2 separate regions of the Mus musculus genome follow, and region 2 is linked to region 1. Evidence: chromatin loops called from intact Hi-C (ENCODE). Cell type or tissue: heart. All regions are shown on one strand. Links, peaks and the distances in the headings refer to the core of each region. The heading gives the core; the rest is flanking DNA. Region 1 holds the start of Gm46799 (a long non-coding RNA gene). Region 2 has its middle 31 kb from the start of Gm20755.

Evidence for each region. Peaks named below come from ENCODE experiments on the same cell type or tissue, not always from the same donor. Only the 100,000 strongest peaks of a DNase experiment are listed, where the experiment ranks them.
Region 2: a loop joins it to region 1, with 2.0 times the contacts of the local background. A loop is called at or near these places in 4 of 42 quality-filtered maps.

The regions. Positions count from the first base shown.
Region 1 is chr3:37,645,924-37,661,611 of GRCm38, reverse strand. Gm46799 (a long non-coding RNA gene) reads left to right here and starts at 5,095. Exons shown (of 2, transcript XR_001783810.1): 1 at 5,095-5,305; 2 at 7,734-8,932. In heart, for the core only: no CTCF peak of the experiment used is centred there; DNase peaks (open chromatin) are centred at 4,381, 5,511, 7,151 and 7,441; H3K4me3 peaks cover 2,369 bases; H3K27ac peaks cover 2,418 bases; H3K27me3 peaks cover 1,410 bases.
Region 2 is chr3:37,859,543-37,876,556 of GRCm38, reverse strand. No RefSeq gene overlaps it. Among named protein-coding and RNA genes, the nearest start is that of Gm20755, 31 kb to the left of the region's middle. In heart, for the core only: no CTCF peak of the experiment used is centred there; a DNase peak (open chromatin) is centred at 7,896.

The sequences.
Region 1 (15,688 bases), core at 2,951-10,950:
TGTAAGCATGAAGAGCTGAGTTTGGTCCTTTAGAATCCACGTGATTAAAAACTAGGCATCATGATTCACACGCGCATCCCAGAGCTGAGGAGGCGAAAGCAAGTGGATCCTGATGTGCTGAGTTCCAAAACAGTGAGAGGCTCTGCCTCAAAAGAACAAGGGAGGGTCGGAAAGATAGGCACTGGCCAGCAAGCCTGGCAACCCAAGTATGGTCCGCCAAACCCAAATGGCAGAAGAAACCCACCTCCTCTAACCTCCATGACACACACAGGCCCACATACAGTGACAAAAATCAATGAATAAATGCACAACTAATAAATTAATTTTAAAAAGCAAGATTGATAGCATCCTAAAGAGGCATACCCCTATTTTTTCACATGAACACACACAAAGCACACACATATACACACAAACGTGTGCATAGTCACATGTGCATGTACAGACACACATACACCAAGGCCAGATTATTGCATTTACAACTTTAATGAAATAGTCATGTATTAGTGCTTCTTCTCTTTGTGACTCTCAACTAATCAGGTCTAATTACACAGGTTTCAAAGAGGGCATTTATAGAGGAATGTGTGGCTTGGTTGTTTTATAAGAAGTTTTCTGTTGTTGTTGTTGTTGTTTTTTAATGTTCACATGTAACATGTTGGTCAGGGAAATGGCTTGGCTAGGCAAAGCACTAGGCATGCAAACCCAATGAGCCAAGTTTGATCCCTGAAATCCACATAAAAAGTTGAATCCAGTGGTGCACATCTGTAATGCTAACACTCTTACAGTGAGAAAGGAAAAGGTGAGGGCCAGCTAGCCTGCAGTAAACAATGCTGTTTTCAGTATAGCCCCACTCTCTACAGGGTGGAAGCAAGAACTGAGTCCCTACATGTGCCTCCTGATTTGTTCATGCACACTGTGGCACGAGTGTGCACACACAAATAAATGTGACGTGTAATGTTAATTTTTAAAACTTGCCACACAGTGAAGAAAAGAGTCAGCATTTTCCCGTGTTTACCAAACTGTTAAACACTGTGGATCCGAGGCCACTATCACCGCTAGACCCTAACTGCAAGAGATCAGTCAGCCACAGAGCCAAAGGAGCTGTAAGGCCCCCTTCTTATAGAGTATGAAGCACAGTTTAGCTAGGACACGAAAGGCCACATTAGCTACGATTAGGAAGGAAGGTCTTTAGAAGGCCAAAGCTCTTCTGGGTGACAGGCTTATGTAATTCTTTCCATCCTTCCATCGCCTGTTTTTAGCTCTTCTTCAGGGAAGGGAGGAGAAGGGAGGTATATTTTTGTTTGGCCACCATTGTGGCTTTAGTTCTTTTTTACAGCCTCAAAAACCAGCCATGGGTTGAGGCTCCCTGGTTTTCTCCAAACTGCTCAATCTGAATTTAAAACAGGGAAGTGATGTCCTATGTTTAACAGTGTTTACCCTCTGTTTAAAACAGACACTGAGTGAGCTCACTGCCTCTTTGATATACATTCATTTCTAAGGGGACAAAAACCTGCCTACCTAACAGTAAAAGCTCATTAGATACAGTCAAAATAGGACTGCCCATGGTACCACACACACACACACACACGCACACACACACACACACACACACACACACACACACACAGAGGAAAAGAGGAACAGTGCCCGATGAGCCTATGTCGAGGTCACTTAGCTTACAGCTAAAAGTGCTCTTCTTGTGGGAGCAGTGGTAACAGAGTTTGATCTCAAAGCATCATGAGGAGGAGAGAGCAATGTTTTGATACTGATAACTTGATGTTCCTGTGACCACAAACCCAGTCAGAGCAATTAAGGCATACAGACTATTTCTTGAGGCCCTAACATGATAAACACACGTTCGCTATCTAAACACTAAGTCCTGTTTCAAATGGAGCTCTCCGCAATGGCTTCCTGTGCAACTGGAATGGGCTATGTGGTGATTTTAATGACAGTGATGATAAAGTTGGTTATGTAATTCCAAGCGGGTTGCCCTGGTAAAGCAATGAGCATCTGTCTTCAGAAGGAAGATTATCGATGTGGTTAACATAAAGTGTGTGTGTGCTGGGGTGGGGGTGAGGGGTGCAGGGTGAGGAGCTGGAAACAGCCCCTAGGTTCTAAAGCAAAACTTGGTATCACAAATTTTTAAAGTCTTCTGGGCAATCATTCATTGCATGATAATCAGTGGGAACACTAAGTGGTTATAATTTCTTTTAAGTAAAAATTGTATATTGCAGCTGGGGCTGTAGCTCAGCGGGTAGAAGACAACACTGGAAGACAGCTAGAAGCCCTGGGTTCAATTCACCACACTGAATAAACCTCAAGTGGGGGCAGGAGGAGCAGAAGTTTAAGGCAATTGTTGGCTACATAGCAAGTTCAAGGCCAGCTTGGGACATGTAAGATCCAATCCTATGAGCAGAAAAATGTATATTCTTGCCACTAAACTCTTACACACTCACTACTAACCCACATGCTCTGAGTTATCATTTATCATCCATATATATATATATATATACATATATATATATATATATATATGTGTGTGTGTGTGTGTGTATGTGTGTGTATACACATATATAAATTCACACACACACACACACACACACACACACACACACACACACACACACGGCTGCTCTCCAGAATCCACCCTGCTCTGTACCATATTTGGGGAGTGTATGCAGAGAGCCTGGGACCTAACAGAGAGCTGGCTTCTGTTCTGGAAGGATCACTAGGCTACAGAAGAGTAAAGGACAAATGATTAAAAAACAAAAAAAAAAGTATTCTGGTTGTTTTCTTGTTTAGATGTTAAAGACCCTAGCAGACTGGTGAAGCAGATACCCAAACAACTACAAGAAAAGGAAAAAACAAACAAAAAACTTGAAAAGAAACATGTAGCCATACCTATAAAGAGTGTATTTTCATCTTGTGCTTTTCTGTGTCCCCCCCCCCAAATTATATTAGAGTCAACAGCAGGTGACTTTATCAGCAGAGAGTCTGCTCAAGTCTACTGCGGTTGTGGAGTGAGCCTCCTGACTGCAGAGAAAGAGACACGAGCCCTTCACCTCCACCCACCCCTGCTCTTAAAACTCAGCTCTCCACAGTGTCCAAACACACTTGGAAGGAGCCGCTCTGGCTCTAAACAATCTATAAATTCCCTGCCGAAGCACCTGCGTGAGCTCATCCTCTGTGGAGGGCTCATGGGTGAGGCCAGTTAGAAGCAGCCTGGAACGAGAGGACTGCTGACTTCTACTTAACATTGACTCCAAAACATAAATTATGGAGGGGTGACAGACATGACCCGGCCTTGACATTTTACCAAGCATGTCACCTACACATTTCAAGTGGAGGGTAGATTTATATGGTGATTATTTTCTGCAATAAAGAGCTGTATTTGCCCTGAAGCTCAGCCTCTCTCTCTCTCTCTCTCTCTCTCTCTCTCTCTCTCTCTCTCTCTCTCTCTCTCTCTCTCTCTCTCTCTCTCTCTCTCTCTCTCACACACACACACACACACACACACACACACACACACACACACTGCTGAGGTCATCAATTTGGATACCTGGCAGAGTAGGCACCCAGAGTTGTTAAAGGCTAGGGGATTGTGTTGGAGCATCACCAGCATGGCCACACACCCTATACACACCTTGTCACAAAGCAGGGATGTTATGTTGGGGTAGAATTATTTACTCGGAACATTGCTACCCACCAAGACACAAAAGGATGGCAATACATTTGTTTACATGTTGGATACTTGAGGCTTCTCCATGAACACCACAGACTGGATACTTAAAGGAGATGGAAAATTAAAACCAAGGTCACCAAGATCAAACATTCCTGGAACACTAAAAGTTACCTTGAATAAATGTCAACAGATTATGACAATTATTTACCACCTAAAACAGATGCAAAGATATTCAAGGTACCTCGAATCAAAATGCGTAGCTACCTTTCTGGTCCATCCAACAAACTTTCCTAGTTACGTTTTTAAGTGTTTTACCACATAGATTTTCTATTTTTTAAAAAGTTCTGTCATATATGTAACCCAGACAATCGATGTCACCTTGCTGTGACAAAGATGGTTCTCGTACATATAAAACCACCGCAGGAGCCTAATGCTTTCTACCTTTTATCAGCTATATAAAAAAAAATGTAGAGCAAACATTATCTATTGTTAATTACCTGTAAAGTCGGGCCTTAGCCCCTCCCCTGTTCCTAAGAGCCCTGAAGTGAAACCCAAAAGAAGCCGCCCATTGTTTTCCCTGGTGCAAGGGCCAGGAGCAAACAGGGCTCAAATTGCAGCCGTGAAAGCCACAGGAAATTGGTCTAGCGCTAATCTGCACTCAACTATTCAAAGAAACAAAGCCCACATTCCTACAGAGAAACCCCTGCAGAACACCGCCAACCTGTGCGGGGGGCCAGCCTGTGGACCACAGAACAAAGCTGTAGAACACAAGTTCGTCATTAGAGCAGGCGACTGTCTCCCTTCCTGTACTGAGCACAACACAGGCCATTTAGACTTCTTCCTGGACTTCCCAATTTTCCCCGTGATAAGACTATATAATTAGACTCTTCCTGCTTAGTAATTTGGGCAGGGTTAGGGCAGGAGGGGACAGTTTAACAAGATGTCAGCTGTTCCCTGAGGATAGCTAAGTTATGATAAACTAAAATAATGATAATAATAATAATCTAAGCCAATTTAAACTTACCTCCGTATATTTGGGCTATGTGCACTATAATACATGAATTCTAAGCCATAAGAGTGGAATGTGATGTAAAAACTGCCCAGATTTTCTTTCAAATTTAAGAATAAACCCTTTGTAAAATTCAAGTATAAAAACAAGAATTATGTGTGCAGGTGCATCTGTATACGCATGCAAATGCAGTCCTAAGGACAACCTCTGCTGTTGTTTTAGGTGCCACACCTCCACCACCTTTTTTAGAGACAAGCTCTCTCACTGGCCTGGCGTTCATCAAGTAAACTAGCCTGGCAGGGCAGCGTTCCCCAAAAATCTGCCCACCTCCCCAACGTGGGAACGACAAAGGAAGGGCACCAGGGTACACAGTGATCCCGGAAATTGAACCCAGTCAGTCCTCATGCTTGCAGAGCAAGCCCGGGTATGGCCTGAGCCATCTTCCCACAGCCAGGGGATTATTTTTTCCCACAGAACGTCCCCTCACAGCACAGGTCATGGGTAAAGTGCGCATGCCTTCAGCAGCAGCTCGGATGCTTCCTCTTCACCGTCACGGTGCCGCGGAGTGATCTGCCAGCGCCAGGAGGACGCATCTACTCCCAATGTTCTCAGTCAAGGTGAAAATTGTTTTATTCCTGTCAAACTATGCCAACCTCGTGGCACCTTATTAACCTGCAAGTATGTTGGAATGCTAAAACCTAGGGGAATATTATGTTCAATACAATGCTTCCCCTTATTCCTAGACGGCCCCGCCCCCATCCTAGACCACAAGGGCTACCTGTCTGGCAGATAGAGAGGGACCACCACGGAGGCTTGGAGACCGCTCAGATGGTACTGGCCCTTCCCAAGATTCTTTGGTTCCTCGATGATGCTCCAACTCTAGTCATCATTCAAGGCTACCTAGAGCCTTAACCAGAAGGACCAAGTGGTTTTCTTTATGAATAGCCCAGCCCAGGAAAAGGAAGTGGGAGGTAGTTTCAGTACTTCCAGACCAGGCCTATGCAGGCAGGTATCACAGAGGGGTCCCAGGTGAGGTGTACATAAAATTTACTGCCATAATCCTTAATGTATCCGCCTCTGGAAACATTTAATGCAACCAATGATTTGCATTATAAATTCTCTATAATAGAAATTAGATATTAGGATTCTGTTCACGTTTGTAAGATCAAGATGATTTTAAGTTGGCTATATATCATATTAGAATTCGAACTTATTAATGTAGTGAATAGCCTTTTGGCCAGAAAAAAAAAAGGAATCAAATTTGTCTTTTATGACACAATTGTAAAAGGTAAGAAAAATATTGCTGGGCAGTTGTGGCACACACCTTTAATCTCAGCACTTGGGAGGCAAAGGCAGGCGGATTTCAGGGTTCCAGGCCAGCCTGGTCTACAGAGTGAGTTCCAGGACAGCCAGGGCTACACAGAGAAACCCTGTCTCAAAAAAAAAAAAAAAGAAAGAAAGAAAGAAAGAAAGAAAGAAAGAAAGAAAGAAAGAAAGAAAGAAAGAAAGAAAGAAAGAAAGAAAGAAAGAAAGAAAGAAAGAAAGAAAGAAAGAAAGAAAGAAAGAAAGAAAGAAAGAAAGAAAGAAAGAAAGGAAGAAAGAAAGAAAGAAAAGAAAGAGAAAAAAGAAGAGAAAAGAAAAAGTAAGAAAATTATCGATGAGTATGTATTAAGTGCCTACTATGAACCAAGCATCTCTCAGGGTACAGGAGGATGATCAGTCCTGTAACACCAATCACAGACTGTCCCAGGGCAGGACAGAGACTGGAGAGATGGCTCCATGGATAAAGGGGGCGTCTGTGCACGCAGGGGAACCTCCACATAAGCTTGGATCCCACCAACCCAAAAAGCTGGGCGTGGTCCCATGAGTGCCTGTAAGGACAGTGCTGCGAGGGCTGGAGACAGGAGGATCAGCATGAGAGTATATCTTAAAGAGATAAGGCAGAGAGAGAGAGAGAGAGAGGGAGAGGGAGAGGGAGAGGGAGAGGGAGAGGGAGAGAAAGAGAGTTCTAGAATAAAATACCTACCTCCTCCAGTCTCACACACTCACAGGTGTTCTCACATTGGTGCGGGCGCTCACACACACACACACACACACACACACACACACAGGTGCAAACATGTCACTCTTAAACACACAAGTAAACACTGAGAGTAATGAACAGTTTACAGAAAAGTAGCTACTACTGGGGACTTCCTGAGAGAAATTGGTTTCTCAGGAGCCAATCAGAGTGAGGTTCAGACTTAGCTATAGACCAATACGATTAAAGAGACATAGGTGGCCTCCGAGACCTGAATTTAAAGGTGTGCTGCTATAGGGTTTAGGAGTAAAACCACCCCAATAGATTTATGCGCGGCAGGCAGAGAAGTGGAAGAGAAAACAGAAAGCAGACATCGGAGCCTGGGAGCCCAGCCACCAACACTGAGCAGGACCGAGCAGCCAGCGCAGGGCGGGAGGCAGAGAAAACAGCTGGTGGTATGGTGCACTGGAAAGACTGTTTCATATGGCTGTTTGTCTTTCTTGTAGCCATGCCTTGAGCCCGGAACATCTTAGGAGAAATGACACAAGCGTTCCAAGCGTCACCCATCTCTTTCCACGGGGCACACATTTTCCACAGGGTGAAAGGGACCCGAGGTTTAATTTGCACACAGAAGTACGGTTGCCTGCGTGTGTTTTCCCCTCAGTTAAGAACTGAGCAGCCTGTCACAGAATCTCGGCTGGGCTCCCCAGGCCTGTGGTTGCATTAGTCATTTGTCCTGCCCCAGGGGTGGGGGTGACAGTTGCCTCTGGGATCTGTTTGTAGGGCACTAGCTCAGGGGAACTTCCTCACTCAGTAGTAGAAAGGAGTAAATGTTTGTTTTGAAAGATAAGCTTGGTTGAGTAGGAAGGAGGGCTCCAGGGCAAATACTTTGAAAAAACTGCTTCTCAAAGGAATGTTGGGTTTTCTTTTTTCAAGACAGGCAAGTTGGAACAGACTTTTTTTTTTTGAGCCCTGCCAGTTTTTCTTCTTTCCAAAATTTGCCTTCTTTTTCAATCCACACAAAGGACAGCTCCCCTGAAGAGGCTCCCTGCCCCATGATGACAGCCACCGCAGGTCATGCTTCCACTCAGTGTGGACAACGGAACTGCCCACGGTCTGGGCCATCGGAGACAGTACTGACCCTCACACTTGGAGATCCATCAGCCCACTTGCTAATGATCATCTTCCAAATGGGACTTTCCAACTCCTACGTGGGCCTTACCCCTTCATAAAACCTGGAGACATCCCAGCTCCGGCACGGCACCTCTAAGCATTTCAAATCAAAGAAAAAGTGACCAGTTCTAAATCCCAAATTATTTTGCCTTCGTTTGTAGAGAGAATTCACACACGCACGCATGCACGTGCATACACACACACACACACACCTGACCTCCACAGTATACCCCACTCAGGAACTGTCACATAATCTCCCTGATTCCAGGTATAGGCAAGTCTATACAATGAAATCAGCATAGCCTGAGAGTAGATCATATAAGCACACATGGAGGCCAGAGGTCAACACTGATGTCTTCTTCTATAGCTCTCATTTTAGGGGTCGGTCGGGGTCTCTTACTGAACTTGGAACTCATCAGTTCAGCGAGTTTGCCTGATCAGTGAAGCCCAAAGATCTGTGTCTTCACCCGGCCCAGTGTTAGGGTTTCAGGCACACACTAGTTGGGTTCTGGGGTACAACCTCAAGGTCTCATGCGCACTCACCCAGCAGATCCCCTGGGCCTGCTCCGAGTGCAGTCCATCGCTGCACACCCAAGGTCAGTTCCCTTTCCTACCAGCTGTTTGAACACTGCAAAGAGAATCCAAGTTGATTTTAAAGTCCCTCCCGGGTTTAGTTTGAGTGACTTACAGTCTTAGATCCTCATTTCCAATGGCCTTGTAGACCTGTTCTGCAGGCCATACCACCCTCCCCTACTTTACTAACAGACAGAAAAAACCAGCAGAATAAGGAAGACCAGGACCCTGAAATACTGGTTTTTATGATTCTCTAAAGGTGTGAAAACCAGGAGCTGGGCAAAGCCCATGAAGGTACGGCATGAGGGGAGGAGGTTTCAGGAACCAGAGGGCGTACTTGACTTGGAATGTTAAAGCTCTGGTGTTTGGTTCTGACAACAGCGTTCACACACTGCTCTGAGTACAAGGCCGGGAGCTCTGGAGAGCTGGGGTAGAAGAACAAGTTGGTCATTTTTGGTGGGCCGCTCAGCTCCGCCTCCTGGCTTCCTGACCACTGGATTACTTATTAACAGTTCTGAGGGTAGACTGGGCAGAAAACCGTTGGCCTTCCCTGTTCTTCATCCTTTATAGAAAGGCATCTCTGCTTACAGGGAGCAGGGCAGAGGACGAAACGGTCCTCAGGAGCCATCCAGTCTCAGCGAGAACTCACCTCGCTGTTCATTGGGCCACTTCTTCCATCTTTAGTCCCTGCTTTCTCCTCCAGCCTTCTCCAGCACTGCCTGAGGAACCACCCTGAAACCTAAGTCTGGCCTCTTTGTTCTCCTAGTAGTGGCTCTGAATTCCCACAGGACAGAGCTCACTTTCTGATCTTGCTGCTGCCAAAGCCCAGAGTCCTTCTCAGGTACCCTGGTTGGTATTTTCTGGGTTTTTTTTCTTTTTTTTTTTGGTGTGTGTGTGCATGTAGAGGAATGCTTTGTTTTTGTTTTTTGTTTGTTTGGCTGGTTTAGTTTGGTTTGGGTTTTGGGGTTTGGGTTTTGTTTTGTTGAGATAGCGTTTCTCTGTCTAACCCTGGCTATCCTAGAACTCACTCTGTAGACCAGACTGGCCTCAAAGAGGCTGCCTGCCTCTGCCTCCCAAGTGCTGGGATTAAAGGTGTATACCACTAACTGGGGAGGTGGTACTAGACTGTATAAGAAAGCAGGCTGAGGAAGCCACGGAGAGCAAGCCTGTAAGCAGCACCCCTCCATGGCCTCTGCATCATCTTCTGCCTCCAGGTGTCTGACTTGAGATCCTACCCAGACTACCCTCAAATGATAGAGTGTGACCTGAGTTATAAGATGCAAGAAACCCTTTGCTTCCCAAATTGTCTTGAGTTATGATGTTTATAACAGCAGCATAAAGCTAAGACACCAGGCAATTATGGTCCACACACACCAAATTGCTTGTGATTTTCCCATCATGCTAAGGTACTCTCGTCAGAAGCACATCGGTACTCTAGAACTCACTCTGTACCTCTCTCAAGTCTCTCAATCATCCCTCCCCCAGGGTGTTAACACAACCCCATATTCCTACTGCAACAATGCCAATGGTGATCCAAAAACCTTACCAATCGCTGCTTAGATGCTAGGACCCTGAGGATATGTTTGTAGTCTCTGGATAAACAAACCTGCTGTCAGCAAAGCCACACTACTCTTATTTTTCTAAAAACTGCTAATGTCCACATTATGAACAGATTCCATCTGGTCATCAGTCTTGGCTTGTTTCCTTATACTGAAGTTTTTAAGAATGAATCTGAAAGTCACTGAAACAATAAATGTGTGTGTGTGTGTGTGTGTGTGTGTGTGTGTGTGTGTGTGTGTGCGCGCACGTGCACGTGTGCACACAGCAGGTGTGTTCACATGTGTGGGTGCACGTGTGTGTCTGGGTAGGTAGAGCCCAACATCATTTGTTCTTCCTCACATCAGTGATGTGCACCCATAATGCCCTGCTCCCTACATGGGCTCTAGGATTACCCTCTTGCCTTTATTCCTGTACAGCATGCCCTTGACAGGCTGAGCCATGTCCCAGGCCCTACTACCTCTTCCTCTACAGTAGGAAACCACACTGGTCCAGGTCCTAGAAGTTTGACTGCATAATTTTTTAGCATCACTTTTTACTTTCCTCATCTCCTATTGAACGACATTTCCAGTACTAAAGAGCAAAACTATAAATAAATAAATAAATAAATAAATAAATAAATAAATAAATAAATAAATGCCAACAGAAGAGGAACACCAAAGACTAAGACAGGCAAGTTTCAAGTTTCACATTTCACTTATCCATTAGAAATCATGAGGGAACTACCTGAAGCACCTGAACTCTGGAGAGAAGTCTGACACCATAGAGTGGGGCTTGTCTTCTGTTCCCAGTGTCCCATAAAAATCAACTGTTCTTCTCTTGGGGGAATCAGATGACTGCAGCCCACAAAGCCAGCTAGGAGGGGACTCAGCTAGAGCTGCCACACCCTCTGCTGCCCTCTGCCAGCACAGGAATTCCAGAAGCAAGTCTTTTGCTGCCTACTACCCTATCAATCTTCATGGCCCTACTTTCTTTATTCAGTAAGGGTTTTATATGTGGACCATTATAAATAAGCCACACCCTCCTTGCCATGGCTTCTCCCTAGTTCCTCCTGAAGACTATCCTTTATGAAACCTTACATCTGGGGCTGGAGAAGAAGCTCAGCCCCTATGTTTGCCTAGCATGGATGAAGCCCTGGGTTCCACCCCCAGCACTACGCGATCCTAGATGTAAGCACATGCTGTGGACCCTGTGTTTGAAAGGCAGCAGCAAGGATCAGAAGTTCAAGGTCACCCTCAACTATATGTTGAGCTCCAGCCAACGTGGACTCCATGAGATCCAGTCTGAAAAGAATCGACCTTTTCTCAGATCTCAGTCACTTGTATTGGTTACCTTTCTGTGGCTGTGACATAACCCCATGACCAAGGTGACTCATCAAGGGGCTTATCTGGGTTTACAATTCCAGAAGAGTAAGAATCCATCATGGTGTGAAGCTCGGCAGCTATGGGCAGGCATGAGCAGTAAGCTGAGAGCACATATCTACAAAATGCAAGCACAACGCAGACCGATGGAGAGATTCCCCCAGCGATGTACTTCCCCCAGCAAAACTACCCCACCTAAACCTCCCCCAAACAATACCAACCACTGGGACCAAGCTTCAAACACCCAAGACTCTGGGGAATAGTTAACATTCAAACCACCACCTCACCTAACAAAACCACAAGCTTAAGACCAAATGAGAGCAGGCTGGAGAGGTAGCTCAATGGTTAGGAATTCTTGTTCTTGTATAGAGGACTTGAGTTTGGGTTTTAGTACCCATCACAACTACCAGTGACTCCAGTTCTAAGGTATCTGATGCCCTTCTAACTTCTGAAGGGAAACAGGAACAGAGATACTGAACATAAATACACACAGGCAAAGCACTCATATACATGAAACAAACAAACAAACAAAAAAACCCAAATCACACCCATATATATACACACACATATATACATACATATATATTCCCAAACAGGAGCTCCTGGACTTTTTCCTCTATCTCTGCTTACAACGCTTTCTGACCTATACACTCTTCCAGGTCCTCCTCAGCCTTCCCTTTCTCCAGCTCTTCCTCCACCTCGGCCACCTGCCAGGATCCTGAGTCAGAGCTGCTGTCTGTCCACAGCTGTCGTTCCTGCTCCTCCCTCCCAGTACACCTGTGTCACACTCACCGGAACCACCCAGGCTTCTGAACCAGTTGTTTCAGCAACTCCCTTGCTAACTCGCTTCTCACTGCCCCCTGGAACACTCGCCTTCCCTGGCCCTAAGACCCTTAGCACCTCAAACTCTCCTGGTCCATGTGAGCTGAGGCTCTGCTCTTCCAGAGCATCTGGCCTGTCCCTGAAGCACCCTATGAACAGGTCCGTGTCTTACCTTTTCTGTAGCCTCCCTCTTGATATCCATTTCTTCTTTCTTCAGTCTTGCCAAGTTACTTCTTCTTAGTTTTTTTTTTAATTATTATACTATTTATTCCTCTTTATCAGTTTGGTTTACCACAACTTTTGCCGTATATTACCAATTTCCATCTGAAAATCTTCAGATCCTCAGCGTCTATAATCCCTTTTCCCCAGCTGGCTTTGTACCGTCTGACACTTAAAACCGTAGGTAGTTCCCAAGACTCTTGGGGCTAAGCATGTAGCTCAGTCAGGACAGTGCTTGGCTCACGTGCAGAAGGTTCTGGGTTCAATTCCCAGCCCTGCATAGGCAGAGTGGTAGTGCGCACTTGTGATCTCAGCACTCTGGAATCAGAGGCAGGGGGATCAAAGGTCCCCCACGGCTACCGCCCACCTCCCCCCCACCTCGGCTAACCTATCACCTTACTGCCAAGAGAATAAGCCATTACTGCCTACTACCCACCCACAGTGAATCACACCCATTCACTGGGGCCACCATTCTCCCATTTTTACTCAGGGTCCCAGATATTCCCAGTTGTTTCCAGCGCAAACCCACATAGAAGCAGCCTCCCAACCCTGGGCTTCCTCTTCACTGTCTTGCATTTCCGGTTCCATTTCCGCTTACTATTTTAGGATCTTCCTTCTCTGGCTCACTCTCTTCACCTGACCCGTTTTTTCTCTCACAATTCCTAGACACGCACCTGCAAGCTAACTCTAGAATATTTGTAGTCTGGGTATTGGGATCATCTGAGCTGCTTCCGAGCCAAGGCCAAGCAAGGTCCCTCTCGAGATTCTGTGGTCTTTCTGCGCGTCAGTGCTGTGGCTGTGGTATGTCCTCCCAGGGGCTATCGCAGTAGCTCCTTCAGCTGCCAAACCCAGAGTTGGGCTTTCTCCCGTCCTTACATCCAGTGTCCGGTGCTTTTCTTTCCCAAGCTACCGTTTAATTCACTATTTAAGAACTTTGCTCGATTTGTGAATTACCCTAGAATATCCATCAGTCACCCATTTCCCTGGTTGGCCCCGCTCACCTTCCTTCCAGCTTTTCACTGTGAAGACAAAGGCAGAAAGCATGGTTATGTTTACTCATTTTTTTCAATAAAGTTTATTTTTGACTACCAGATTGTAGGAAAAAAAAACAACTTCTCTGGCAAGTGGTACTTGTTGCTCCTAAAACAGACTGGCTTAGAAGACAGCTCATTCTTTCCACGTGAAAATTAAGATTCTGTGATTTCTTTTCTTCTCTCTCTCTCTCTCTCTCTCTCTCTCTCCCTCTCTCTCTCTCTCTCTCTCTTTCTTTTCCCCCCACCCAAATAGTTCTCAGATTATCAATAAGTGGTGTTTTCAGATTTTTCTACATAATCAGTTCAAAACAGTCAGGGGCTCTCTGGACTGTTAGAACTGAAGTTAGTATTAGCATGCCTTGTACGGAAATACTTGACAAATAACATCAGTTCCTTTAAGGATGCAGAAAAGGACCCTTAATGTAAATTTTTGGTCACTGTTGTTCTAACACTCAGAAAAATGACAAGAACCTTCACCCATCAAGTTCACAAACCTACAGACCAAGTTGCCGTTGCCTCTTGCCAACATATGATCCTGCCTGATCCATTATCATCACAGAAGGCATGAACAGCACAAACATAAGGCTCAGTTTGAAGCTAATTTTAATGTTAGCAGGAGAAAAATAACCACGGCCACGAAGCCGTGAATTGACGAAACCGTGAATTGTTCCGGACACCCGAGCAAACACACAGAGGAGAAAACAGATCAGGTCCCTCCCTGAAAGTCCTTCTGAGGTGACAGGTCTGACATGTGACTTACACCTATGGATTTCAAAATGTTTAACCAGCAACCTGTTTTCATACCTGCTAGAGAATCATTAAAACACTGGCTGTGGAGGGAACGCTAAAGCCTCATGCTGAGTTCAATCTGAACTTGCATGGTGGGAAGAGAGCAACTCCACAGCTGTCCTGGGGCCTCCACCTGTGCGCTGTGGCGTGGCTGGTCCCCCTCCCACCCTGTGCACAGTGGCATGGCCAGTCCCCTAAACCCTGGTGTATTTTAGCCAACACATGGACTAAAATAAAAATATCTTTTGAAGAAGTATTCACTGTAGTCTGTATGTAGCTCTGACATTTTGCTGTTCATCAGCACTGCAAGAGGCTCGGCCATCAGAGCCCGACAGATAACTGCCAGGAACCTCTGCGGGCATTTTAGTTGTATTATAAGCACTGAGTTAGTGACGGTGAGGAACAAGTCAACTGTCACTTAGCCAAAAGTAGAATTTAAGTTTATAAGGTGCTTAAAAAACCCTTTATGCATCTAAAAATCAAAAAAGCACAGCAGGGCTTGGGAAACTGAAGGCAGACTCACCGGGACACTTCCGATTCTGTGTCCAGTTATAACAGCAACTGGTTTTGCTCCAGAGTTTGTTTTTCTAAAGTTTTACATAAAACCTGCCACAAACTTCATCACTTAATTTTTTTCTAAAGAAAGATTTAGGAAAACATAATTTCAAAATAAAAAGCCTCTTGCTTTAATGTTTCTTGATAATTTTTTTTGTCTCTTTGCTCAGAAAGCAGTTTCTCAACTGAGAATTTTTGTTCAACTCCAAATCAGATTTAAAAACAAAGTAAACAAAATGAGTTGATTGGTTTTTAATTCATTCCCTTTTTTATTAAAGACCGCTGTTTCTAAGAAACAACGAGCACGTTCCGTGATGCGGACGATATTTAAAGATTCACCTTAGGCCCTCATAGAACAGAACGTGCTGACTTTGGCTAGTCCCCCTTCTTGCTGGGATGATGTCTTATAAGCTTTGGTACACGAAACCCCACATGGCTTCTACTACTCACAATTTACCTAAATAAGTGGTAAGTCTTTAAAAATTAAAAACGTGGCATTAAAATATACCAGAAATGAGCCATCTCTCAAAACCAAGTCAGCACCATGACACTGTACATCTGTGACACTGACTGGTACACTCTGGGGCTGAAGCAGGATTGGAAGCTCAGGGCTAGCCTGAGCTACACACTTGCTTGTTTGTTTGAAAAAGGCATCCAGTCATGAGTTCCAGCTGAAGTAGAATGGCCAAGTTTGAGAATGAAAAGCTTCTGTGTGCCCGTGTGCCCTTTCCTGTCGGCAGTATTAAGTACAGTGCAGTGGCCAGGGTTAGTATGGTTCAGAAACCTAGGCTTCCAGAACTTACCGAGAGAGCATCAATCACATAAGAGGAGGCTGTCTGAACGAGGTGTGTCAGGTCTACACTCTGCCATCTGACAGGCTCGTCAGAGGGGCCCAGC
Region 2 (17,014 bases), core at 4,462-12,461, 210 kb before region 1:
AGATCTTGTGCAATCACAGCAATCGTTCCCATATCCATCAGTTCAGGTCAGAAGAGAAACTGGGTTCACTTTCAACTCTAATGTCCTATCAGCACATTCTTACTGTGGGGTTCACCTTCGACACCCTCAACCACAGAAGAGCCCACACCAGGATGTCTGCTGCTCTTCCTCCAAGGGCCCAGTCTGCACAGACTATTGGAGGGGCCTCTGTGCCTCCTCCTGCCGCCTTGAGAGCGTGTTTACACACTGATCGTCAACAGACACAGTGTCTCCAAAACAAGAAGGACAATGACACAGGCGTCACTTGTCTCTGTATATTCACATAAATAACCAGTGTGTGTCTGACAAGAAGAAAACATGAAGCTGATTCCACTGGCATGCAGAGCTGTTCCTGAAGACCAGCCCCCTTGTCTCCCACAACAGCCACTGATGATCTAATTATGTCTTCCCCTGTGTGTTGGGATGTCTTTAAAGTACTTCCCGACAAGTAAGCAACTAACAAGAAAGCCATGTTCCTTCCCATTTAGGTCAGATTTCCCAGTCTCACCAATGGCCCCTGTAGCCAGGGAGAGGGCTTTTCTCACATATGTTCCATGCTGCCTGTTTTCCTGCCCTAGACAGGCAGATGGAGCAAGGCACGACAGTCCCTTATGGGGCTGACAGATGGGCAGAGAGGGTCGCTCCACTCATGTGTTCTCACACACTGTGGACATCCTGTTTATCTGGCTAGCCTGCTCAGGACTGGCCTTGGTATATCAGCACATTACTGACAGCTGGGAAGATCTCCAGAGGAGCATGCCTTTCCTGTGACAAGCATCCCAAACAGCAACAGGAGCATGTGTCTCTCCACCACGGCCACAGAAAGTAGAGCACACTGGATTTGTGGGCTCTGAGGACAATCACCCACAGGTCCTGCCACACTCTGGGCTGTGCCATCCAGCACACTCTTGCACCTGTATGTCTGGGCACTTTGGGAAGGTCAGGGTGGCAGGCTCCCACCTCCACAGCCTCAGAGGTTACAGCCCTTCCTTCTAGGCCCTGTGTCAGAGCAAAGGAATGTCTCTCAGCCTGATCGAGGCCCTGTGGGATCTGTTGAAAATGCAGGACAGCTGTGGGCCTTGGCGAGGCCGTCTGTGAATGTATGAGACTTGGACACAATTCAAAGCCAGAAATAACTGCAGGACTCAAGCCTGACTCTTGTTTCTCTCTCTCTCTCTCTCTTTCTCTCTCTCTCCCTCTCTCTCTCTCTCTCTCTCTCTCTCTCTCTCTCTCTCTCTTCCTCCTTCCCTCCTTTACTCCCTCTTTCTCTCCCCACCCTCATCAGTGTGTGTGTGTGTGTGTGTGTGTGTGTGCGTGCATGCGTGCGCATGTGTGAATATAAGAGAGAGAGAGAGATCACTCATTCCTTACACTCTGGAGCTGGATCGCAGTCTCATCTCCAACGGTTTCCTGTGCTCTTCATGGCAAAGAATTGTGGGTAACACATTCTCCTTCCATGTGAAAAGCAGCAGCAGGGTTGGGGTGAGCAATAAACCACTTTCCATGATGCTGAAGAACAGGAAATTGAGGAAGAGCCTTTTCCAGGATCCAGCTGGAAGCTGGGAAGCCGCCTAAGGCACACTCTTGTTTGGAAGTCCTCTTCAGGAGCATAGCCAGGTGCTCAGAGGGCTTGGGGAAGCTCTTGTCTTCTCCAGTCAGCTTCCTGTTAAACGGTCCAACTATGACTCTAAGGGTTTGAGCCCTCGACTCTGAGGTCCTTCACCATTTACCTTACAGCAAGAATAATCAGGGAAGGAGCCGACAGTTGGGACATCACTCCAAGACTGCTCCTACAAAGCCAGGTGACTGACACACTACAGAGCTGACTCCAGCCTCAGAAACTGGACTCTAGACATTTTGGCTTCAATAGTACCTGGAGATTCAAATATGCCGTGACAAGACTTGTAAGTGAGGAAATAGCATAGGACACTTGTCACTGTTGCCTGTGTTGAAATTGCTGCCTTTGGGCACAATCAAGTTTTGCTAGCTAACCCCAAGTACAGAGTTGGCTTTGTGTCAGTGTTGACAAGATACTGTGTGTATGAGTGTGTGTGTGTGTGTGTGTGTGTGTGTGTGTGTGTGTGTGTGTAAGAGAGAGAGAGAGAGAGAGAGAGAGAGAGAACCAGGCCCTCATACATCTTAGACAAATTCTCTACCACCCACCTACACACTTGCCCCAATATACTGGCTAAATATTCTGTACTTTAGCCATGATAACTTTCCTAGATGGGGCCTTAAAACTAAAGAATTGTTGGTGCAATTAATATCGTGTTGCTGATATATTAAAATGAATTAAACACACACACACACATATATGACAGGAGAAACCATTCGAAAGGAGAAAGAATTTCCTACAGAGAATTGTACAGATGACATGGGGCCCCTCATGAGCTAAAGGAGATGCCTGGGAGTATAGAAGCACAGAAAGAATTGCTGTGTCTCCACAACCCACAGAACTGGAAGCAGCGTCCCTGACGAGGCTCTCTGGGAGGCCACAGGTGCTCTGCTCATGAGCATTTCCCTCACATGATGACCAGTATTATACTGTGATCCTAGAGGAACATGAGTGGGAGAACGCATTAACTCACTGCATCCCACCAAGTCAAACATGCTTGACAGCGGACTTCTGTCCCACTGTGGGATATTAGGCATCCACCCACAGACATCAGTAGGGACAAAGTGGTTCTCATCCAATACAAATCCTTCTCCCCTTCCCCAGCACCACAGACAGCAGACACTTGCTTTCCTACCTCTTTGCAGCTCAAGTGACCTGCCTTCCTGTGATTCAGGGAGGTCACAGATGCAAAGGAAGAAATGCAACCTGCTTACTGTCATCCTAAGAAGCGGACCTCATCCTCTCAATGACCTTGACTGCCATCTCTAGCCCAGATTCTGTGCTTTAGATCATTTTTCTTAAAGTGCATTCCAAAACTGTATCAGATTTGGGATCCATAAACCTATAACATTATTGGCCTCCAGGTAAGAGAATTCTTCACACAAAATTCACACAAACAGAAATCCTCCTTGACTCTCCTCTCCTCGGCCACCACTCTGTCGTGGGATTGCTCAAGGAATCCTAGATAATTTTCCCCTTGGCATCATTTAGCAATGAGTCAACCTTGGGACCACCTTTTCCCAGACTCATTGCTTCATAAGAAAAGGTCACAGTACAGACTCCCTTTTCTCTGTCACCCGGCAAAGTTTGCCTGCAAAATACTGCGCCTTAAAAGCTTTAAGCAGGATGTAAAAGGTAGAGATGAACCCATGAATGATTGGCACTGAGAAAAAGCCAAAAGTGGCAGGAGGAATTACTAAGACTAATGACAGGAAGACTGTCCCCTCCTGACAACTCAATAAGACTAAGGGGTGAAGGGTCACATGTCTGGCTAAAATGGTTGTTCTTTTCTCTAGAGGCTAATGTCTAGTTGTGCAAAGATTCATTTAATACACTTACTTTTATTTTTAACTACATAATTATTTATTGATGCCTTTCTCCTGCAAAAGTGTACAGGTTTTATGTGTTGGTCTTTATTCCCTATTTGAACTCTACCATTTAGAACATAGCTTTTAGAGCCAAGTATCAAAAATTACTTCTTCAGACAATGGATGGATGGATGGAACAATCGATCGATTGATGGACAGACAGACAGATGGGCATCACCCTTAGAAGCCCCCACTCTACTCTTGGTCCCAACTAAAATAAGTAAAGAAAGCTGTTTTATTCCCTCCCCCATGGAGGCTACAGAATGCATTGTTCAAGTAGCTTTTTGTTTGTAATTATAAACAAAACTGATATTAGCAATGAAAAGAACAATTTTTGAAGTTCCAATGCATTTTCTATAGCAATCAGATTAATACAGCATATAAAAAAACCAGGGAGAAATGAAAAAGAGGCAAATTCAGAATCCCTCTGAAATTCTCCCTTTCAGATGTTTTTAATCAAGTTATTGCCATAAGTTCCCTTTCTCCAGGCCAGGTCTGCACTAAGCCTGATTACTGAAATCATACACCATGGCAAAGTAAGGCCATACAGACGTGTGCTAGTCAGGGCTCTCCAAAGAAACAGAACTCATGGAATAGATGCGTGTATATGACTTACTACACTGTGGTTGTAAGTTTGGAGAGGCCAAGAATCGCATAGCTGCTCAGCCAGTGAAACAGGCACATCTCTATAGTCCCAATCTGGTACTGAAGGCCTGAAGGGTTCCTGGAAAACTCCTGGTCTTCAGTCTATGTTCAAAACCCAAAGAAGCTAGTTCTAATATTGGTGATGGGATTCAGGAGCAGTAGGATAGATGAACTTGCTAGAAAGAGTGAGGGCAAGCAAGCACATGTTTCATTCTTGCATGTTCTTTTACCTTGGCTGCCACCAAAAGGTGCAGCCTTTTGCCTTTCCCACATTTAGGTTAAGTTTTTCTGCTTCAAATAATCTTATCATGAAAGCACCCCACACACACACCACCCGAATCCTAGTTTAGTTGATTCTGGATCCATTCAGGTTGACAACCAAGATTATTCATCACAAGTAGTTAGGGGGTTGATAGAGGCCGTTTCTGGTCTGGTGTCCCCTGAATTGGACTGCGTCGATTTGCAGCTGTGATCACTCTGAGAAAGTATGAGAAGAACTCAGAAGGTGTGATCAGAGAGTGAGGAAACTAAGGGAACTTCCTTTCATTCTCAGAATTTTCAGAGCGCCCTGTCAGTTTCTGGAAGGTGAGTGACATTTTACACTCCCAAGGAGCATAGGTATGGAGGACAACATCAACCTGACACCAGGAATTCCATGCTCCATGCCGCTGTCCTACTGACATGGTAGCAGATCGCCCTCCCCCATCTCCATGCCACATCTTTTCAGTCACTTTACTCATGACTTTTCTCAAAATCGCTTACCAAAAAAGGAAGAAAAAAAAAAGTCAGATCCCTGATGAGGGAGATGGTTGAGTTGGTGACATGCTCACCATGCAAGCACGGGAGCTTCGGCTCAATTCCTATAGCTCAGTTTTTAAAAGCCAAGTATGCCGGCATGCACGTGTAATCCCAGCACTGAAGAGGCAGCGGCAGGCAGAGCCCTAGGGCTTGCTGGACAGCACAGCCTACCTGGAAAGCTCCAGACCTGTGTCTCCACAAAGCTGGGAGACAGACTCAGGAAGACAACGCTCCTGGAGGGTCGGATGCTAGCATCTGAGCTCTCAGCTCCTCTCACTGTCTTTTTAAGCTCTTTATCACACAGGTGTCAGGGCAACAAAGGAAGACATTCTTGACAATAGGGACTTTACCCAGAGTGCTTATGAGCTGCACGCAGCAAATCTGTGTCCTAGAACCCCAATCAAAATGTTTTCCCTCTCTCTCCCTCTCTCTCCCTCTCTCTCTCTCTCTCTCTCTCTCTCTCACACACACACACACACACACACACACACACACACACAGAGTGATTTGATATCCAAAAGCCACACCAGCTTTGATTGTTATAAGCTTTGATGACATAATTTTCCAGGAAAATGTATTCCATTGTTCAACCAACCCAGCCCTAGGAGGGGAAATGACCAGAGTTTATGTAATTTCTCATGTATCTAGTTGTTTTATTTTTTTTAATTTTTATTGAATCAATCAATGGGAATGATAAACTATGTTTGTAGGATTTGTGCTTGAGTATCATAATTGAAAAGATTTCCAATTCCAGCTTTGGTTACAGATTCTATTTAGTTTCTCTGGGGTAGGCGGTACTACAACACTGTTTCCCTTATTAACTAGCAACTCACAGGGGAGGAAAGAGACAGAGATGTATCTACTGCAATGTGTGTTAGTTTTCTGTTGCTGTGATAAAATAACCACACACAGAGCAAGTTAGGGAACAAAGGTTTTGTTTAAGCTTACAGTTCCTGAAGGGGCACAGTCCACCACTGTAGGGAAGGTGTGGCTGCAGGAGCTTTGAGTGTTAGACAGTAAAGGTCACATTTCATTGCTCCACACATGGGAAGGGATGAGGGAGACAGAAATCAGGCAAAAATAGATAGATAGATAGATAGATAGATAGATAGATAGATAGATAGATAGATAGATAGATATGCAAACCCTGCCCCAGGTGAGGTACTTCCTCAAGCAAGGCTCCATCACCTAAAGATTCGCTGTCCTCAAACAGTGCCATCAACAGGGGACTAATCTTAAAACCTCCCTTGCACAAAAAAACTCAATAGCTTATATGACAAGAACTCTAGTAATTTAGCGTCAATAAGTGAACAAGTAAAAACAACAAAACTAAAAAACCTAAAAACTAAATCATCAAATGTCTGCCTTCATCCAGAAAGTTGAAAATTGAAAGTCAACAGAGGCCCTTTCTTCTTGATATCTTAAACACGCTTTTATTCCTTTGGGATAAATACTCAGAAGTGGGATGGCTGTATTAGACCACGAGTACATGTTTAATATGTTTTCTCTTTCTACAAATACGTGGCAATTTTGCATATTATGGGGGTACATGTGATATGTTAATACATGTGTACAATAGAAGTCATAACACTTCCTAAAGACAATACAGGTGTGTGTGTGTGTGTGTGTGTGTGTGTGTGTGTGTGTGTGTGTGTGTGTGTGTGTGTATGTGAAGTAAAAAAGATAGGTTTACTTCATCTCCATATGAGTTAAATTAATTTGGAAATGTGTAAGATACCTTTGTACAGAAAAATTACAGCAGGGGCAGATGTGTAAAAAGAAAATGAAGAAGTTATAAGAAGTCCTTGCCAGAAACTTAAATGTGTGTGCTATTTGAATATTCTAATAAGCCACACACTCCTTAAGTGTGATTTGATTCTAATCACCCAGGATGGAGCAGCTTAAACACAAGTAACAAAAGACCCAATGACTTTTGAGTGCAAACACACCTGAAGTGACCATCACGGGCTCTACTTCTCATAACTAGTTTTGTTGTATGCTTCTCTAAGACCAATGCCTTCAAGGCTGTCCTCTGTCTCATGCTCTGCATTTATAGATTGGATCAGAAGAAGAATGTGTGTGTCAGTCCAATCAGAAAGAATTTGTGTTAGGCTTCCAAGTTTCTAATTGTATAAATATTCATGCTTCCAAACTGCATGTAATAATTAAAGTAGTGTGTTTCTGCTTCCAGAAAACCCACATTTCATGCTGGACATTACCCATGGTGACGGCGACGGTAGTATGTCTCTGCTCCCTAACACATGCTTCTAATTTAGCAGCTAGAAGTGACACAGCCTTGTGACAGACAACCAGTAAAAGCAAGCTGACAGGAAACGATAGACCAATATTCTTCCAAATAAGTTTTCACCCAAAATAGATTGAAGTGAACCAGGTCAGGGCATCTTCCTCAGGATGCATGGAAACGTTTTTGCCAGGCATGGGATGATCACAGCAGCCTCCTTGTCATGCAATAAATGTGCTGAAGCAAAAGTGCAAGAAACATGATTGCCTGCAGAGTGACTCCAAGAAACATCCCCAGGCAAAAGCTCTGACAAGAATCTCATGAATAGGTAACTGGTTGTTGGTCATAGCCACTTCTCTGCTACATCATCTTAGTTCTCTCCACACTCTGCTTCCACGTCTCCAGACAACTAAATGACAGGCACCAAGTCACGTGGTACTTCAAGATGCAACAGAGCTAAAAGTGTATAACTAGAATAAAACAGCCAAGTAGGCTATTTTTCCATAACAACCCTCTCTTTATTGGGCATCTATAAATTTCCAAAACGATGCTGTGCACAAATCTTCCTGTCTCCAATAACATGGATACACACAGCAGAAGCAGCACTGAATTCCTCGTCTCTCAGGCAGAAAGCCAGGCCTTTCCCACCATTGCAACTTCCTTTCCTTTGGGCCTGTGCCAGTTCTCAGGAGAGTCCTAAGGCTCCAGTGCTACAGCTAAACTGATGCATCAGAGCCTTCCTCCCACTCCAGCACAGGCCAAAACAGAAGCCAGGACCTTGCATGTTAGGAAGCACAGGCTGTAACGTCAGTTGTACTCCATGAAAATGCCTTACAGTGGTTTTTATATAACGGGGGATGCCCTCTACATAGGTAACAGGAGATGACTGGCTTTCAGAATCTTGTTAAAGACAGCCTCTGTGCCTTCAGTTGAACCCATAAAGGGAAAGCAGAAAGCCAGTCTCTGGTGTTGCAACATGGAAGATCTGGGGTGCATAAGCAACCATGGGAGAGAGATGTTTGCATCAATCACCCATTATAGGTAGGCAACCATGGTGATTTGAATAGGAATGGCCCCCAGAGGCTCATATCTTTAATTGTGTGGTCATTAGGGCGCAACACTGCTTGAGAGGGATTTGGAGGTGTGGCCTTGTTGGAGTGTGTCACTGAGGGTGGACTTTAGGTTTCAAATGTTCAAGCCAGGTCCAGTTGCTCTTTCTTCCTGCTGCCTGTCCATCTAGATGTAGAACTCTCAACTACCTCTCTAGCATCATGTCTGCCTATATGTTACCATGCTCCCACCATAATGATAATGTACTAAATCTCTGAAACTATAAGCAAGCCAACATTAAATGCTTCCTTTGATAAGAGTTGCTATGGTCATGGTTTCTCTTCACAACATTAGAACAATGATTAAGACAGCAACCTATGCTTACAAAAGCATGGGGTTTCAACTGCACCCATTCCTGATGTGACAGAATATCAGCTGATGACTAGCAAGATGGTTCAGCCCCATAAGAACACTTGTCACCAAGGCTGATGACCCAAGTTTAAATCTCAGGGCCTACATGGTGGAACTAGAGAACTAACTTCTAAATAAAAACAACTTTCAAAGAAAGACCTCCTTCTGCACACCCACCATGTCATGAATGCACCCAAATACATAACACAGACACACACAGACACACACAGACACACACAGACACACACAGACACACACACACACACACACACGTAAAAAGAATATCAGTTGAATGTAAAATATGCCATACTTCTGCTCACCTGAGAATCACAAGTGTCTTGAAGGTCAGATTCATCCTCACTATTCACAAACCACAAATACTTAGCCCTGCTCATTATTCCCCCCTTCAGAGGGTCACTGTTTCCGTGTACACTAGAAATGCCATCTGAAAAGTAAACTAGTTTAATTAAACAAAACTGACTCTTCCTAAAAGTTCTTTGTGAACTAAGAAAGAGTATATCCCGTTCAATTTCCTTAACACTACAATGTATGTTTTTAAGGCAATTACAATGGAGATAACTTTCAGTCATCTAACTGGACTCGAGACCCACCCAATTAGGGTCCAAAATCCTATAGCTACCGAAACCCCAGAACTCATAGGAAAGCCTATTGATGCCAGACTCTTCAACAGGATAATTCCCAGCTTCATTCTACATACTGTCCTTCTTTCTATCCATAGGTAAATGTAGCTCTCATCTCTCATCAAAGAAGCTTCATTCTGCAGCAGATAGAGCATATTACAAAAACCCACAACTGGCCAGTTTGAAGGGAACAACCGACTGTGAGGTAGGTACCCATCCCCAGTTGATAAATCTACAAACAACCCCTACACATAAGGTTCAGGGAACGTTGGTGGCACAGGGGGCTGGGGGGAGCAGTGTAAGGGTCAGAAAACCAGGGCATCTTCTGTTAGCTACTGACATCTATCCATGGCAAGGAATTGCACCCAGAAAAATCTCAGAAATATGGTCACAAAAATAAGGCTTGCACAGTGACACCACCAACACACATGTCAACATGGATTGAGAAACTCTCATAAGGCCTCACCTCTACACCAAGAAATACAGGCAGTCAAGGGCTACTAAGAGAGGGAGACTTAGTCTTGTACAGGACAAAACCCCCGGTAGATTATCTAAGCTCAAATGGTCAGCCCTAAACACGTGTATGTATGAGAAACTCTAAATGAGCTCAGGAGGTTATATTTCTACATAAATACATGTGTAACAATAAATAAAAGGTCCTGAGTTTGAGAGGAAGTTGTGGGATAAGCATGGGAGAAGTTAGAGCAGAAAGAAAGAGTATGGGGTGAAAATAGTGTAATTAAAAAAATGTTTTTCTATCAGATCATCATAAAAGAGCTTATACAAACACTCCCTAAAATATTACACAAAATAGAAACAGAAGGAACAAAAGGACCACTACCTAATTCATTCTATGAAGCCACAGTTAATATGATACCTAAACCACACAAAGACCTAACAAAGAAAGAGAACTTCAGACCAATCTCGCTTATGACTATCAATGCAAAAATACTCAATAAAATTCCCGAAAACCGAATCCAAGAACACATCAAAACCATCATTCACTACAATCAAGGAGGCTTCATTCCAGGGATGCAGGGATGGTTCAATATACAAAAATCCATCAACATAATACACTATATAAACAAACTCAAGGGAATAAAACACAGTCATCTCATTAGATGCTGAAAAAGCCTTCAACAAAATACAACAACCCTTCCTATTAAAAGTCCCCGGAAGTATCAGGAATTCATGACACACACCTAAACATAATAAAAGCACTATACAGCAAACCAACAGCCAACATCAAATTAAATGGAGAGAAACTAGAAGTAATTCCACTAAAATCCAGGACAATACAAGGTTGCCCAATCTCTCCCTATCTACTCAATACCGTACCCAAAGTTCTATTGCTAGAGGAATTAGACAACAAAAGGATATCAAGGGGATACAAATTGGAAAGGAAGAAGTCAAAGTATCACTATTTGCAGATGATATGATGGCATACATAAGTGACCCCCAAATTTCCACCAGAGAACTACTACAGCTGATAACTTCAGCAAAGTGGCAGGATATAAAATAAGCTCAAACAAATCAATAGCCTTCCTTTACACAAATGAAAAACAGAGAAAGAAATTAGGGAAACAACATTCTTCAAATTTTCCACAAATGGTATAAAATATCTTGATGTAACTCTTACCAAGCAAGTGAAAGAGCTATATGACAAGAACGTCAAATACCTGAAGAAGGAAATAGACCTCAGAAGATGGTAAGGTCTCCCATGCTCATGGATTGTTAGGATTTACACAGTGAAAATGGCCATCTTACCAAAAGCAATCTATAGATTCAATGCAATCCCCATCAAAATTCCAACACAATTCTTCACAGACATGAAAAGAGAAAATCTCAACTTCTTATGGAAAACCAAAAAAAAAAAAAGCCAAAACAATTCTCAACAATGAAAAAACTTCCAGGGGAATCCCCACCCCTGACCGCAAGCTGGACTACAAAGCAACAGTGATTTTTTTAAAAATGCATGGTATTGGTACAGAGACAGACAGGTCAATCAGTGGAGTAGAATTGAAGACCCAGAAGTAAATCCATACACCTATGGACACTTGATCTTTGAAAAAGAAGCCAAAAACATACAGTGGAAAAAAGAAAGCATCTTCAATAAATGGTGCTGGTCTAACTGGCAGTCTGCATGTAGGAAAATGAAAATAGATCCATATCTGTCACCTGGCACAAAGATAAAGTCCAAGTGGGTCAAGGACCTCTACACAAAACAAGATATACTCAATCTAATAGAAGAGAAAGTAGGAAAGAGCCTTGAACTCATTGGCTCAGGGGGAAATTTCCTAAACAGAATAGCAATGGCTCAGGTTCTAAGATCAACAATTGATAAATGGAATGTCATGAAATTGAAAAGTTTCTGTATAGTAAAAGACACCTTTAGTAGGACAAATTGGCAACCTACAGATTGGGGGGAAAACATCTTCATTAACCCTACATCCAAACAGAGAGCTAATATCTAAAATATATAAAGAACTCAAAAGATAACCTCCAAAAACACAAATGGCCCAATTAAAAATGGAGTGCAGAGCTAATCAGAGAATTCACAACAGAAGAATCTCAAATGGCTTAGAAGCACATAAAGAAATATTTAAAGTCCTTAGTCATCAGAGAAATGCAAATCAAAACGACCTTGAGATTCCACCTCACACCATTCAGAATGACTGAGATTAAAAACTCAAGTGACAGCAGATGCTGGGGAGGATGTGAAGAAAGTGGAACATGCCTCCATTGCTGGTGGGATTGCAAACTGGTACAACCACTCTGGAAATCAGTCTGGCAGCTCCTCAGGAAATCGGAACTAGCTTATCTGAAGACCCAGCTATACCACCCTTAGGCATATACCCAAAAGATGACCCAGGGGAGCATGCTCCACTATGTTCATAGCAGCCTTATTTTTAATAGCCAGAAGCTGGAAACAACCTAGAAGTTCCTCAGTTGAAGAATGTATGCAAAACAAATGTGGTTCTTTTACACAAAGGAATACTACTCAGCTATTAAAAATGAGGACATCATAAATCTTGCAGGCAAATGGATGAAACTAGAAAATATCATCCTGAGTGAGGTAAGTCAGACCAAAAAGAACATGCATGGTATGTACTTACTGATAAGTGGATTTTGTCCCAAAAAGTACAGAATACCTAGGCTATAACCTACAGACTGTAAGAAGTGTTACAAGCAAAAATGCCCAAGTAAGGATATTTCAATTCCACTTAGAAGAGGGAAGGATCACAGGAGTCAGATGGAAGGAGTGACCTGGATGGAAGAGGGGAGGAGAACAGGGAACAGCATCAGATATGGGAGGGAGGGGACAGGAGAGAAGCCCAGAGGGCCTAAAGAATGAATAGAAATAAGCAGCCTCAGGGAATGGGAGGTAGAAACCCTCTAGAAAGTACCAGAGACTCAGGAGGTGAGACACTCTCAGGACTCATTGTGTGTTGACCTTTGCCAAAATGCCCATAAATGGGGAAATGGAACTCAAAGACTCCACCTCCAGTAGATAGACAGGAACTCAAATGGAGGGACAGGTTTATTGGCCCACAGTCAAAATTCTGACCCAGAATTATTCCTGTCTAGAAGAACTGCAGGGACAAAAGTGGAGCAGAGACTGAGACAAATGTGATTCAATGACCGGCCCAATTTGGGATCCATCTCATGGGGGGAGGGGAAGAGATGGGCACCAAGACATGACACTACTATGCTATGATGTGCTTACAGACAGGAGCCTGGCATGGATGTCCTCTGAGAGGCCCTACCAGCAGTTGACTGAGACAGATGCAGATACTCAGGGATCCCCATGGTTGAATTTGGGAAAGGATTGAAGAAGCTGAAAGGAAAAGTGACCCCATAGGAAAACCAACATTCTCAACTAAACCAGACCCTAGGGAGCTCCCAGAGACTGAGCCACCAACCAGGAGCATACACAGGCTGGTCAGAGCCCCTGGCACATATGTAAGGCCTGCCTGGTCTGGCCTCAATGAGAGTAGATGAGCTTCAGAGACTTGAGATCCCAGGGAAGGGGGAGGCCTGTTTGGGGGTGGAGCACCCTCTCAGAGGCAAGGGAGAAGAAGAATGGGATGAGGAACTGTGGGAGGGGAAACTGGGGACAGGAGGGGGGGAACAAAGACTGGAATGTAAATAATTATAAAATAAAAATATAAAAATATAAAAAAAGAGAAGAAATTCACCAAAAAGCCAGCCTCTGGTTTGACATAAAGGCGACTGAAGAAAACAGTCGAGTTTTAGTTCCATTCTGATCAACTGGTTTTACAAACACGGGCGCTATCAGACAAGCGCGCACTGAGAGGGGTTTGGAGCAGAGCACTGTCCTATTGCCATGGTAATCAGCGACAACAACTGCTATGGATTTGTCCATGAATCAATTCCAGCTTCTCACAGCCCAGGCTGCGTAGTAGATAATGCCCCAGTAGACTAATCTCCAAAGCAAGAAACGCCATATATTCACAATGTAGTACCATCTTGCAGCTATTTTCCTTGGGCATTATTAACTGCAAATTAAATACTTTCAAACATTCACATTAAAGAATCAATTTATCATTTTTATTGTTTAAAACAAGTTTTGTTGGGGGCTAGAGATGTTCAGAGTGATTTCTGCTCCTACAGAGGACCCAGCCTCAATCCAGGACACTCACATGGCTCATAACTGCATGTAATTCCAGTTCCAGCAATCTAATGCCCTTCTCTAGCTTCCACCGGTTCTCACGTGCATGGGGTGCACATGTACATTAAACAATCTTTTCAAAACAAACCAAAAAAAGCCACACATAAATGTTGTCCTCATCTCTCATCAAGGAAACTTCTCTTCGAGACAGATGGAGGCCAGTGCAGAAAACCACAATCGATCACAATGCAGAGTTCCAGAGCTCAGTCCCATCTACATCTACAAAACAGTCCCACACCTAAGGAACGCTGCAGAAACAGAGGTGGAAGCTTATATGAGCCAGAGGGTCAGAGAGTTTGCTGTGAGACTGTGTCTCACACTAATGTCAGAAGCTACACCAATCAAATCTCACCAGTATGATTGCCTAAACAAGAGCTGAACAGGGACAAAACCAACAGACTTGCTAAAGTAGATAAGAAAAAGACCCCTAGGCCCCAAACCTACAGAAAGAACTCAGGCAACTGAGGAATGCTTCGAGCCAGGGAGATAATTTCTCCCAGGGAAGAACACACCAAATAGTTATCTAATCCCAAAGGCCCAGCCTTGAAAGCATGCATACAATAAACAACATACAAACCGAGCAGGTTGTGCAGAGCTATGTGTGCACATACATCTATACACATAAAAACAATTCATGGAGAAAGAGGCCATGTATTTGAAAGACAGCAAGGAGGGGCATGTGGGGGGGGCAGGGAAAAGGAAGGGAGAAATGATGTAATTATAATCTCAAGAATAAAAGAAAAAGTATTTAATTAAATAAGTAATCTTTTGAGGAAGTCTTAAGCCCTCTGAGAAGATTTCCAACAGCCTTTGAAGCTCTCAGAGGACAGGGCAATGCTTCATGACTTTCTGCCACTTGTAATTTGGACAGCAGATTCATGCACTCAGCTTACTTTCTCTCTTCTGTAGTGAGAACAAACCACGTTTATTTGTTCATTTGTATGTACGTATGGGAGGGGCAAGGCCTGAGTGTGGGGGTCAGAAGACAAGTGAGTCTGCTCTCTCTTCCCAACCTGTAGGTCCTGTGGATTCAACTCAGGTCATCAGACTGGGCAGCAAGCCCTCCATCCACTGTGCCACCTCCACAGCCTGTCGTTTTATCCCAACAACTAATCTCCTAGGTTTAGAGTAAAACCTCCTATGGATAGCTTCAGTTCCCAACAAGCTGGCCTTTATCACTCTGCTTAATAATTAAATGCTTAATAATACCCCACACTCTACAAGGAACCCACTATCTCCATACAGAGCATGCAACACACCTCTGTCGCCTGCCTCCTTAGCCTCTGGTGCGCTCCATGGCTCTGTTCCCAGGCCTCTTGTGTCTTTCTGGTCTCTGCCACTCATAGCCCCACACAACTGGAAACGTTTTGGTTCGTGGTAATTGATGTTTGTCCAAACATTGTGAACTAATAAGCCACGGGAGACACGGAAGCTTTGACAAGGCAAAGTCAAGGGAACACACATCGTTCTGAGTGGATTATTTCAAGCCCACACCCAGGCAGAGCTGACTTACAGCCTTTCTTCCTCACAATGATACTATAAATAAAGTACAGACATTTCTGTCCTCCTGTAATCCCTCCCATTGTGTGGTTATGTGTGCAGTCTCATGCAATTGCTGTAGTCTACACAGCAAGCTCCCTGTGAGGCGGGGACTAGCTACAGGGCCACCTGTTGGCATCACATAAACCAAGGGACCTGGGAGACCTCACATGTTCACAGTAAGTGAATATCTGAAGTATAAAAAAATTATAAGTCTTTATAAAGAAAAAAATTGGAAAGTTGAAGTTAACATGTAACAAATGTGCTCTAAAATTAGAAGGAAAAAATATAAGTTGTTGTCCAATAGAATACGTCTCTCTTTTTTATTTTGCTTACACTCAGCAAAAAAGAAAGAGAAAAACTACCTACAAGGTGGTATCCTGTGCCTTTCAAAGAACACAGCCAGTGTCGGCTCTCCGGAGATGAGGCATAAGCAGACACTGATCAGGAGCGAGAACATTGCAATTGGCGTGCGGTGTTTTCAGCTAGAGTGACAGGTGTGTTTGAACCAAGACAGGGCATGACTGGGTTGCCTCTCACTGAAATTCCTCACCTATATAAACAACCCTGAGACACAGACAGCATTGCATGTTCTCTGAGTTTCTTGGAATTTACATAAATATACATCTGTTGTAAGAGAGAAAGATTAAGCATCACCTCCGGGCCATGCTCCATTCAACTGCCTTTACTCATTACCGTTCAGACCTTTATAGGTCGCCCTGTGTACACAGAGCTGTAGGAGTGCGTGGGAGTGAGCTGTGAGCACAAGGCTACCTGGCAGGCAGCCACCTCGACATTCATCTGCTCATAACACAAGCTAATGAGCATGCCTGACTTCAAACAGATAATGAGAAGTCGACATACTCAGAACACAGTGGAAGACAGTGATGTGGAAGTGTTTAATCTGTCCTTCTGCCTATGCTCTGGACTCTTTAAGGGTTTAGAGACTGCTCACATGGTAGAGCCAGAGCTGGAGCTCCGTGGGCAAAAGGAGAGTACCTTACATCCACAATCCTGGCTTCAGCCCCCATTGCCAGATAAAATTATCTGGGAGTAGGGGGGTGGGGAGGGTTGCTGCTGCAAACCTGTAATCCCAGATTTGGAGTGGTAAAGGCAAGAGGATCGGGAGTCATTTTTGTCTGCATAGGAGTTTGAGGCCAGCCTGGATTACATATGATTTTATAAGAGAAGAAGTAGAAGGAGGAGGAGGAGGAGGAGGAGGAGGAGGAGGAGGAGGAGGAGGAGGAGGAGGAGGAGGAGGAGGAGGAGAAGGAGGAGGAGGAGAGGAAGAAGAAGAAAATAATTGCCTTCTTAATACTGAATAGCTGAATAGATGTGATAAGATACTCTGTGTCTCTGTGTGTGTGTGTGTGTGTGTGTGTGTGTGTGTGTGTGTGTGTGTGTGTGTGTGTGTGGTCACATGTGCACTTCCCTTAGGTGATCCCACACAGGCTGGTGTGGAAGATTTTTACA